2 separate regions of the Homo sapiens genome follow, and region 2 is linked to region 1. The links are chromatin contacts, found by Hi-C or POLR2A ChIA-PET in ENCODE. All regions are on one chromosome and are shown on one strand. The core of a region is the stretch at or near the end of the contact, and the rest is flanking DNA. Distances in the headings are between cores, read along the strand shown.

Evidence for each region. Hi-C counts contacts between places; a loop is a spot of excess contacts on that map. ChIA-PET counts read pairs that join two places held with the same protein, here RNA polymerase II (POLR2A). Pooled maps may share reads with other maps.
Region 2: a loop to region 1 is called in a pooled map, with 6 times the contacts of the local background. The contact joins the promoter of USP19 here to the promoter of SLC25A20 in region 1. A Hi-C loop is called at or near these places in 6 of 50 pooled maps. POLR2A ChIA-PET finds 5 or more read pairs at or near these places in 3 of 52 experiments (CD8-positive, alpha-beta T cell, K562 and activated B cell).

What each region holds. Positions count from the first base shown.
Region 1 is chr3:48,896,291-48,901,067 of GRCh38, reverse strand. SLC25A20 (solute carrier family 25 member 20) reads left to right here and starts at 2,186. Exons shown (of 9, transcript NM_000387.6): 1 at 2,186-2,378. The coding sequence starts at 2,274. RefSeq lists a silencer at 2,446-2,635 and an enhancer at 3,216-3,265.
Region 2 is chr3:49,117,091-49,122,075 of GRCh38, reverse strand. It overlaps USP19 (ubiquitin specific peptidase 19), which reads left to right and starts at 1,253. Exons shown (of 27, transcript NM_001199161.2): 1 at 1,253-1,320; 2 at 2,795-3,054; 3 at 3,956-4,129; 4 at 4,246-4,419; 5 at 4,506-4,639; 6 at 4,715-4,985. The coding sequence starts at 2,931. It overlaps LAMB2 (laminin subunit beta 2), which reads left to right. Exons shown (of 32, transcript NM_002292.4): 29 at 1-132; 30 at 216-392; 31 at 484-643; 32 at 714-962. The coding sequence ends at 850. RefSeq lists enhancers at 1-964, 965-1,954 and a silencer at 1,073-1,392.

The DNA of each region.
Region 1 (4,777 bases), core at 937-3,436:
TAGGTGGGACTGCAAGCACTGTGCCATCACACCTGGCTAATTTTTTGTGTTTTTAGTAGAGAAGGGGTTTCACTGTGTTACCCAGGATGGTCTCGATCTCCTGACCTCATGATCTGTATGCCTCGGTCTCCCAAAGTGCTGGGATTACAGGCGTGAACCACTGTGCCTAGCTGCTTTATATCCTATTAATTGACAACTTAAAATTTTTTTTTCTTTAGACTATATCCAGAATCTGGCCACCTCTTTTTTTTTTTTTTTTTTTTTTTTGAGACGGAGTCTTGCTCAGTCACCCAGGCTGGAGTGCAGTGGCACGATCTCAGCTCACTGCAACCTCCGCCTCCCAGGTTCACGCCATTCTCCTGCCTCAGCCTCCCGAGTAGCTGGAACTACAGATGCCCGCCACGATGCCCGCCATGATGCCCGGCTAATTTTTTTGTTTGTATTTTTAGTAGAGACGGGGTTTCACCATGTTAGCCAGGATGGTCTCGATTTCCTGACCTTGAGATCCACCCGCCTCGGCCTCCCAAAGTGCTGGGATTACAGGCGTGAGCCACCACGCCCGGCCGAATCTGACCACTTCTTACTACCTCCTCTGTTATGCCCTGGCGCAAGTCAACATCTCTGGCCATGGCTTTTAGCCTCCTTAAGGCTCCTTGTTTCTTCTTGCCCCCTGGAGTCTATTTTCACCCAGCAATCAAAGGGGGATCCTGATAACGATGTCAGACTATGTCGCTCCCCACTCAGTACCCTGCAATGACTTCTACGTCCTTCAGAGGAGAGACAGTGGCAAGATCTCGGTTCACTGCAAGCTCCGCCTCCTGGGCTCAAGCGATTCTCCTGCCTTAGACTCTCGAGTAGCTGGGATCACAGGCATAGGCGTCTGCCATTACGGCTGGCAAGTTTTTGTATTTTTAGTAGAGACGGGGTTTGACCATGTTGGCCAGGCTGGTCTTGAACTCCTGACCTCAGGTGATCCACCTGCCTTGGCCTTCCAAAGTGCTGGGATTATAGGCATGAGCCACTGCGTCGGGCCTTTAACTTTTTTTTTTTTTTTTTTTTTTTTTTTTTGTAGAGACAGTGTTTCGCTCTTTTTGCCCAGGCTGGAGTGCAATGGCACGATCTGGGCTCACCGCAATCTCTGCCTCCCAAGTTCAAGTGATTCTCCTGCTTCAGCCTCCCAAGTAGCTGGGATTACAGGCATGCGCCACCATGCCCCGCTAATTTTGTATTTTTAGTAGAGACGGGGTTTCTCCATGTTGGTCAGGCTGGTCTCAAACTCCTGACCTCAGTTGATATGCCTGCCTTGGCCTCCCAAAGTGCTGGGATTACAGGTGTGAGCCACTGGGCCCGGCCTAACTTTTTTTTTTTAGAGACAAGAGTCTCGCTATATAAGTCAGGCTGGTCTCAAACTCCTGGGTTTAAGCAATCCTCTCGCCTTGGCCTCCCAAAGAGCTGGGATTACAGACATGAGCCATAACACCAGGCCCAAACCTGTCTTCTAGTGCCTCCAAAACCTCTGTCGCCTCATCAGCTACTACCCTCCCTCTTCCTGTGGTTTCTCAAACATGTCAGGCACAGACCATCTCAAGGCTTTTGCATTTTCTTTTTCTTCTGGGTGGAAGGTTCCTCACCCTTGACCCTGTTATGTGTGAACAGAACTCCCTCTCTCATCTTCTCAGGTCTTGAATCCTGTCACCTTTTCAGTTAAACCCTCCCTTATTCAACGAACTAAAATTGCAAATCACTTGTCCCACACACCCTCTAACTCTCTTCCTGGATTTTTCTCCGTAGTACTTATTACTACTTGATACACTATGCATTTTTTAGTTATTTATCTTTGTTATGGTCTGTAAATTCCAGGAGGACAGGGACCTGTGTGTTGTACTACCAGGGGTGCCTCCAGCACCTAGAAGGACGCCTGGCATATGGCAGGGCGCAATTGATCTCTCTGGAGTGAGTGGATGAATGGGAGCTCAGAGGAAACATGGAAGTCTGGGAAGGCTTCCTGGAGGAATAGGCCCGCTGGCCCACACTCCCAAACCCCGCCCATGCGGCTTTGCGCTCTGCCACGCCCATCGAAGCGGGGCCGAGGCCGGAAGCAGCCCCGGGCGGAAGCCCTACCGTGCCAACTGGGCCCTCCTCCCGACCTGCCCCGGGCTCGTGCCCCGCCCACCCAAAAGTGGGTGAAAGGTCGGCGGCGCCGGCACTGCAGCTGGGGCTGAGAAGCCAGGACGGCCCGAGAACTGACAGACGGAGTGACAGACGGACTGACCATGGCCGACCAGCCAAAACCCATCAGCCCGCTCAAGAACCTGCTGGCCGGCGGCTTTGGCGGCGTGTGCCTGGTGTTCGTCGGTCACCCTCTGGACACGGTCAAGGTGCGGGAGGCTGGGTCGCAGGCTTTGGGGAGGAGGCCCGGGCGGGGCGCGGAAAGCATGGTCCCCCGCGAGGCGCGGACGCTGGGCAGAAGAGGGGCATGTGTGAGCTTCCGTGAGAAGTCTAGGGAATCTCTCTTTCAGGGGTGGGCAGGAAGCTGTACCTTGCGCCCCAAAGAGCCAGGCGGCGGCGCAAAGTGAGCAGCCTCTAACTGCCTGTCAAGAGCTCTGATGTAAAGTTCCCTGTCCCGCAGTCTCTTCTGACCCTGCGCCACTTCTTTAGGGATGGGAAGGAATAAACGTCTCTCCATAGTTTTGGTTTCAGCCAACACTAATATTATCGTTAAGGTTGAAACAGGTCCCCTGTAAAGCCTGCCCCAGGAAGACAACTAAAGACAGAGCGGTACGGTTGTTCTGGAGGTGTCCTTTGATACATTCCCCTGGGGCAAGAGTACCCATCTCTTTCGCACCTTTCCCGGCCCGGGGAGATACTTGACACTCTTCGGCCTGTCACCCAACGGTGGCCTGCTCAGCCTCCTGGGCAGAGGCATCCCTGTGAGAAGCAATGATGACCTCAGTGACCGAGCCCCTTCCACGGAAAGCAAGGTGATCAGCTTTGCACAAGGCCAGCCTCATTCTCACAACTCCCAGATGAGGAAGCTATGGTCAGACTGAGGCTTGGGAGGGAGGACGTTCATCAGGAATTGTTCTCTGGTCTTCCTCATATCATATCTCAACTATTCCCCTTGCAACACCTTCATTAATGCTTTGCTTGGGGACCAAAGTCCATCCCCCATGGCTTAGCACTCGAAGCTGCATCCAGTTTTCTCACTTTTTTTCTAGACGTAGACGTGAAGGAAATTGACAAGTCATTGCCAGGGTGGGCCTGTGGGGAGCAGACATGAGTTTTAAAAGATTGGAAGCCCATGTGAGGGGGTTTGTTAGGATGTTGGGTCAGATTTCTTCCACAGCGAAATAGTTTTGTGGGCACTTCCTCTTGGCCAGCTTGGGCAGCAAGCTCTTTGCTGCCTTTCATCCAAGAGAGGAGCTGCCCTGAAGTAGAGCTCATACTGGGGTCATTCTATAGGAAGACCAGGGTTAAAGTAGCTGGACTGGCTAGGTCATTGTGCAACATGAAATCAAATGTTTATTTAGCTGGTGGTAAATGCCATGTGTTAGTGCTTCCCAGACTGTGGTCATTCCAAGCGGCACTGTCTACTGAGGGACGATTGTCTGGCCTTTCTTCCTGCTCTTGGTCCATATAGGCAGATATCTTATTAGTTCTAGGCCTCTGGGGCCGCCCTTAAAAAAAAAAAAAAAAAAAATATATATATATATATATATATTCACACACACACAAATATTGCTCCTACCTCCATATCACCTTTGTCCTTGATGTCACTCCCAAGAAGGACTGGATGACCTCTGCACTGAAGTGCAAATAACTGAAATGCTCACTGGCATATTTAGCAACCAGAAAGCCTCTTTTTAGCTTAAACCAAAACCACAAATTGCTGACTGCTGTGTTTTTGGCCTTAGTGAGCTGGGTGGGCTCCAATCAAAGCCTGACCTTAAGGTACTTTCAGAGTTCCAAGGTTAAAAAAAAAAAAAAAAAAGGAGAAGAAGAAAAAAAAGAAGTCCAAGATAGTGTAACTGAGCTGTGGGCTGTGTGTCCTGACAAGGCAAAAGCTGCAGCGCTTCAGAGTGGGTCATGAAAAGGCTCTATGGAAGGTGGTGCGTTAGAACAGGCATTCAAGTGCTGGGTGAGTTCAGACTGAAGGAGTAGGGAGACCCAGACAGTCTGATGGGAAGGCAGGAGTGAAGGTGAGTGTGGCTTGCAAGTGGGGATCATATTATAAAATAAGACAACCTAGGCCGGTCACGGTGGGCTCATGCCTGTTAATCCCAGCACTTTGGGAGGCTGAGGCAGGTGGATCACCTGAGGTCAGGAGTTCGAGACCAGCCTGGCCAACATGGTGAAATCCCATCTCTACTAAAAATACAAAAAAAAAAAATTGGCTGCATGTGGTGGCAGGTGCCTGTAATCCCAGCTAATTGGGAGGCTGAGGCAGGAGAATCGCTTGAACCCACAGGGCGGAGGTTGCAGTGAGCTGAGATTGTGCCATTGCACTCCAGCCTGGGTGACAGAGTGAGACTCCTTCCCAAAAACAAAACAAAACAAAACAAAACAAAACAAAACAAAACAAAAACCACCTGCAAAGGACTTTAATGTTCTTGCTGGTTTGGATGGCTGATATCCTGTTGAGACAGGTATGAGGTATGAAGTGTATATAAAATCACAAAAAGGCAGCCTTGGCAACATGGCAAGACCTCATGTCTATAAAAAATACAAAAATTAGCTGGGCATGGTGGTGCACATCTGTAATCCCAGCTACTCAGGC
Region 2 (4,985 bases), core at 4-2,503, 220 kb before region 1:
GAGGATGAGAAACAGAAGGCAGAGACAGTACAGGCAGCACTGGAGGAGGCCCAGCGGGCACAGGGTATTGCCCAGGGTGCCATCCGGGGGGCAGTGGCTGACACACGGGACACAGAGCAGACCCTGTACCAGGTGAGGTCTTCCTAGGACATCAGTGGGACAAGGTTATGGGCATGAACCGTAGATCTGTGTAACCTTTGGCTCACCCATGGCAGGTACAGGAGAGGATGGCAGGTGCAGAGCGGGCACTGAGCTCTGCAGGTGAAAGGGCTCGGCAGTTGGATGCTCTCCTGGAGGCTCTGAAATTGAAACGGGCAGGAAATAGTCTGGCAGCCTCTACAGCAGAAGAAACGGCAGGCAGTGCCCAGGGTCGTGCCCAGGAGGCTGAGCAGGTGGGTTGAGGCAGAGCCAGCTGGAGAAGGTAGGGGTGGAAGATGGGCCTCCACTGAGCTACCACGCTAACCTAACCCTCTACATCTGCAGCTGCTACGCGGTCCTCTGGGTGATCAGTACCAGACGGTGAAGGCCCTAGCTGAGCGCAAGGCCCAAGGTGTGCTGGCTGCACAGGCAAGGGCAGAACAACTGCGGGATGAGGCTCGGGACCTGTTGCAAGCCGCTCAGGACAAGCTGCAGCGGCTACAGGGTAAGAAATGGGGCACCAGAGACACAAGACTGCGGGAAACCCCCCCTAAACTGACACCTGCCCTTCCTAGAATTGGAAGGCACCTATGAGGAAAATGAGCGGGCACTGGAGAGTAAGGCAGCCCAGTTGGACGGGTTGGAGGCCAGGATGCGCAGCGTGCTTCAAGCCATCAACTTGCAGGTGCAGATCTACAACACCTGCCAGTGACCCCTGCCCAAGGCCTACCCCAGTTCCTAGCACTGCCCCACATGCATGTCTGCCTATGCACTGAAGAGCTCTTGGCCCGGCAGGGCCCCCAATAAACCAGTGTGAACCCCCACTGTGTTGTCTGGACTCTGATTTGGGGCGGGCGGGGGAGTCTCCAGGGGAACCTCGAGGTTGCCCCCAGCAGAACCCATGCACCGCTAAGCCACCCGAGCACCGCCTCCTTCCGCTCGGGCCCGCCCCGGAGCTGCGGGTCGCTCCGAGCCCATTCCCGCCGGAAGTGCGTCACCAGCTTGGCGCTCCGCCTCCCTCGGCCTTAGCTAGAAGTCGAAACAAAACAAGCCGCTAAGGCGGTGGCGGCGGCGCCGGGACGGGGGAGGGGCGCGCCGGAACCGGAACCGACCTGCGCCGGAACCGGAACGGAGAGCGGGTTGCCAGGGCCCGAAGAGGGCTGGCTGCGGCGGTCTCGCTCGGTGAGTGGAGCAGGCTGCAACTCGCTGGCTTGGCCGCAGCGGGGAGGCCGCAACGCGCGGCCGCGGCGGCCTGTTCAAGGTCACGGGCCGTGCCAGTCCCTACCCCTAGTGCCCCGCAGCGTGCCAGCCCACTGATGCCGGCAGGGCCGTTACGCTATGCCTGTGGCCAGCCTCCCACCTGGGAGAGGACTGGCGGCCAGCGAGGGCAACTTCGTGGGAGAGGTGGTGGCGGGCTCGGGGTTCAGAGGCTGAAGCTGGGTCGCAGCTCGACCGGGGCGCTGATCTGTGGTCAGTAACCCCGCGCTGCCATTTCAGGCCGGCTCGGGTCTCTAAACAGCCCCTTACCCGCCTCGACGTCCCTGGGGCATGGGGGAGGGACGCGACCTTCGGCTGGGGCCTGGGTGCAAGAAGGAGGCGCCGGTGGCAGGTGTCATTAAAGATCCAGCCCACCAGTACCACATCTGACCTGTAGAAGGGTATCCTGCCATCCCTCCTTCCTCCTTTACACACTTAGGGGAACACAGACTAGTCATTATCTGTCCTGCTACTGGTTCAGGCCAGGCTTGAGGCTGCCAGGAGTCCTGGATCTGTGGTCCTCCCCAGCCTCATCTCAGTATCTAGTTTCAAGACCTTCATTTTGGAGGAGGAAACAGTCCAGAATCCACTGGTGGGTCTGTGGGAAACTGTAGTGGTCCTTGTGGCTCAGAGCTCATGAGTGAAGGCATCTGGGAAGGAAGGTGATAATTTCTGTTCCAGTCTCAAACTGGATGCCCATCCTGCCTTAGTACTGGAGCAGGGTTGCTGCTGAAGAGGTAGCGTGACATCTAGATACACTTTTCAGTCCCTTTCTGCTTGGGACAGCAGCTGGGGAGAGGACTTTCTCTTGAAATGAAGAAGGACCAAGCAGTACATAGGAGCAGGTTCTTGCCAAGGGTGGGAGCTGGCAGGAGGCAGGTGGAGTGCCTTAGCCCCAGGACTTTTTCTGGGCAATGGTAGAACCTGGGTTGAGCCTGTTTACAGCCACAGAGCCTGGTTCTCCTGCGGCTTGTCTCCTGTCCTGCCTTCCTCCTCCACCTTCTATTTCTCCAGTGGTGACTAAGCAGCCAGTGAGAGTGAAGGAAAAGTGAGCACCCTGCTCGGAGTGCCAGCCCTGTGGGCTGGAGCCGTGGCTCCTCTCCAGATTGGTGGAGTAGCCTGGTCCCAGGCCATGACTTCCTTGACCTGGTGCCCCCTCAGTGAGGCTTTCACCTGTGTGGGACTGTTATGGTGGGTATCTATGAGGCTTGGCCAGAAGTGGTTGCTGCTACTTGCATTATTTATTACCTCTTCAGAATATCCTGAGAGTGTCCAGGGGTACTTAAGAGATGAGAAGATACAGCTCTGTAGCATTAGTGTCCTGTGTTGCTGAGCCCTGGGTGTAGCTAAAGAGCAAGTTGTTGGGTCTTGGCAGTGATCACTGGCTTCTTTCCATTAGGCTGTCCGTTCCTTGCTGGAGAATTTGGCCACAAAGAGTTGCCAAGATAGCTGGGCCAGGAAGAAAGCGCCGCAGCCCTGACCCAGACGCTGTTGCCGACCCCGGGGCACTCTGGCTGTCGACCAAGCGGCTCAAGATGTCTGGCGGGGCCAGTGCCACAGGCCCAAGGAGAGGGCCCCCAGGACTGGAGGACACCACTAGTAAGAAGAAGCAGAAGGATCGAGCAAACCAGGAGAGCAAGGATGGAGATCCTAGGAAAGGTGGGAGTGGCATTCCCAGAGTAATTGTGGCCTTCTCTGCCTCCCATCTTATTGGTATACAGATTGGGGTTTGGGAGATGACTTTCTTGTTCTTCTCTCTGTCCTGGTTTGATGATGAGAGAAGAAGGACCCATGATAACCTCAGTAGAGCCTCAGCTTTGAAGCCTGAGTACTTGGCTAAGATCCAGAAGATGGTGCTGTTGGGGGGCTTGCCTTCTTTCCTTTTTAAACTTTTTTCTTTTTTTTGAACCTGTTCTTTTTTTCCTTTTTTTTTTGAGATGGAGTCTCATTCTGTAGCCCAGGCTGGAGTGCAGTGGTGCAATATTGGCTCACTGCAACGTCCACCTCCTGGTTCAGGTGATTGTCCTGCCTCAGCCTCCCAAGTAGCTGGGATTACAGGTGCATGCCACCACGCAAGGCTAATTTTTTTTTTTTTTTTGAGACAATGTCTCACTCTGTCATCCAGGCTAGAGTGTAGTGGCGTCTTGGCTCACTGCGGGCTCTGCCTCCCGGGTTCAAGTGATTCTGCTGCCTCAGCCTCCCAAGTAGCCTCAGCCTCCCAAGTAGCTGGGATTACAGGTATGCACCACCACACTCAGCTAATTTTTGTATTTTTAGTAGAGACGGGGTTTCACCATGTTGGCCAGACTGGTCACAAACTCCTGACCTCAGGTGATCCACCCACCTCGGCCTCTCAAAGTGCTGGGATTGCAGGCGTGAACCACCGTGCCTGTCCCTTTTTTTTTTTTTTTTTTAAAGGCAGGGTCTCACTCTTGCACAGATTGGAGTGCAGTGCAGGTGTGATCGTAGCTTACTGCATCCTCAAAGTCCTGGGCTCAAGCAGTCCTCCTACCTCAGCCTCCTCACCATGCTTGACTAATTTTTCTTATTTTTTTTTTAGAGACAGGGTCTCGATATGTTGCCCAGGCTGGTCTTGAACCTCTGGCCTCAGGTGATCCTTCTGCCTCAGCCTCCCATGCAGCTGGGATCACAGGCTCACGCCACCGTACCCGGCTGTTCTTTCCTTCATCGTCAGGGTCAGCATCCACTCCTCAAGAGGAGCAGACCAAAGAGGGTCAGTAACGAATGGGCTTTTTGTTGCTAGGGAAGGGGAGGGGGCACTTGCAATTTGGCTCCCATCTGAAGCAGTTTCATTAGGCTGGGTCTCTGTTACCTGCTTATCACCATCAGGAGCTTGTGAAGACCCTCATGATCTCTTGGCTACTCCCACTCCAGAGTTGTTGCTCGATTGGAGGCAGAGTGCAGAAGAGGTGATTGTCAAGCTTCGTGTGGGAGTAGGTCCCCTGCAGCTGGAGGATGTAGATGCTGCTTTCACAGATACAGACTGTGTGGTGCGGTTTGCAGGTGTGTCCATCTGCCCTGAGCACAGTAGTATGTTTGAATCTTCTGATATCTCCTATCCTACCTCATGGACCCTGCTCTGTCCCCAGGTGGTCAGCAGTGGGGTGGTGTCTTCTATGCTGAGATAAAAAGCTCTTGTGCTAAAGTGCAAACCCGCAAGGGCAGTCTCCTGCACCTGACACTGCCCAAAAAGGTGCCTATGCTCACGTGGCCCTCCCTCCTGGTGAGTTCTAGTAGTACAGGGTTGGGTAGGGATACCAGTGTAGTCGACAGGGCCTGACTGCTGTATCTTTGGCAGAAGAAACCTCTAGGGACCCAGGAGCTGGTGCCGGGGCTGCGGTGCCAGGAGAATGGGCAGGAACTGTCTCCCATTGCCCTGGAGCCAGGCCCTGAGCCCCACCGGGCTAAGCAGGAGGCCCGGAACCAGAAGCGGGCCCAGGGCCGTGGTGAGGTAGGCGCAGGGGCTGGCCCCGGGGCCCAGGCAGGGCCCAGCGCCAAGAGGGCTGTGCATCTCTGCAGAGGGCCAGAGGGGGACGGGTCCAGGGATGACCCTGGACCCCGGGGTGATG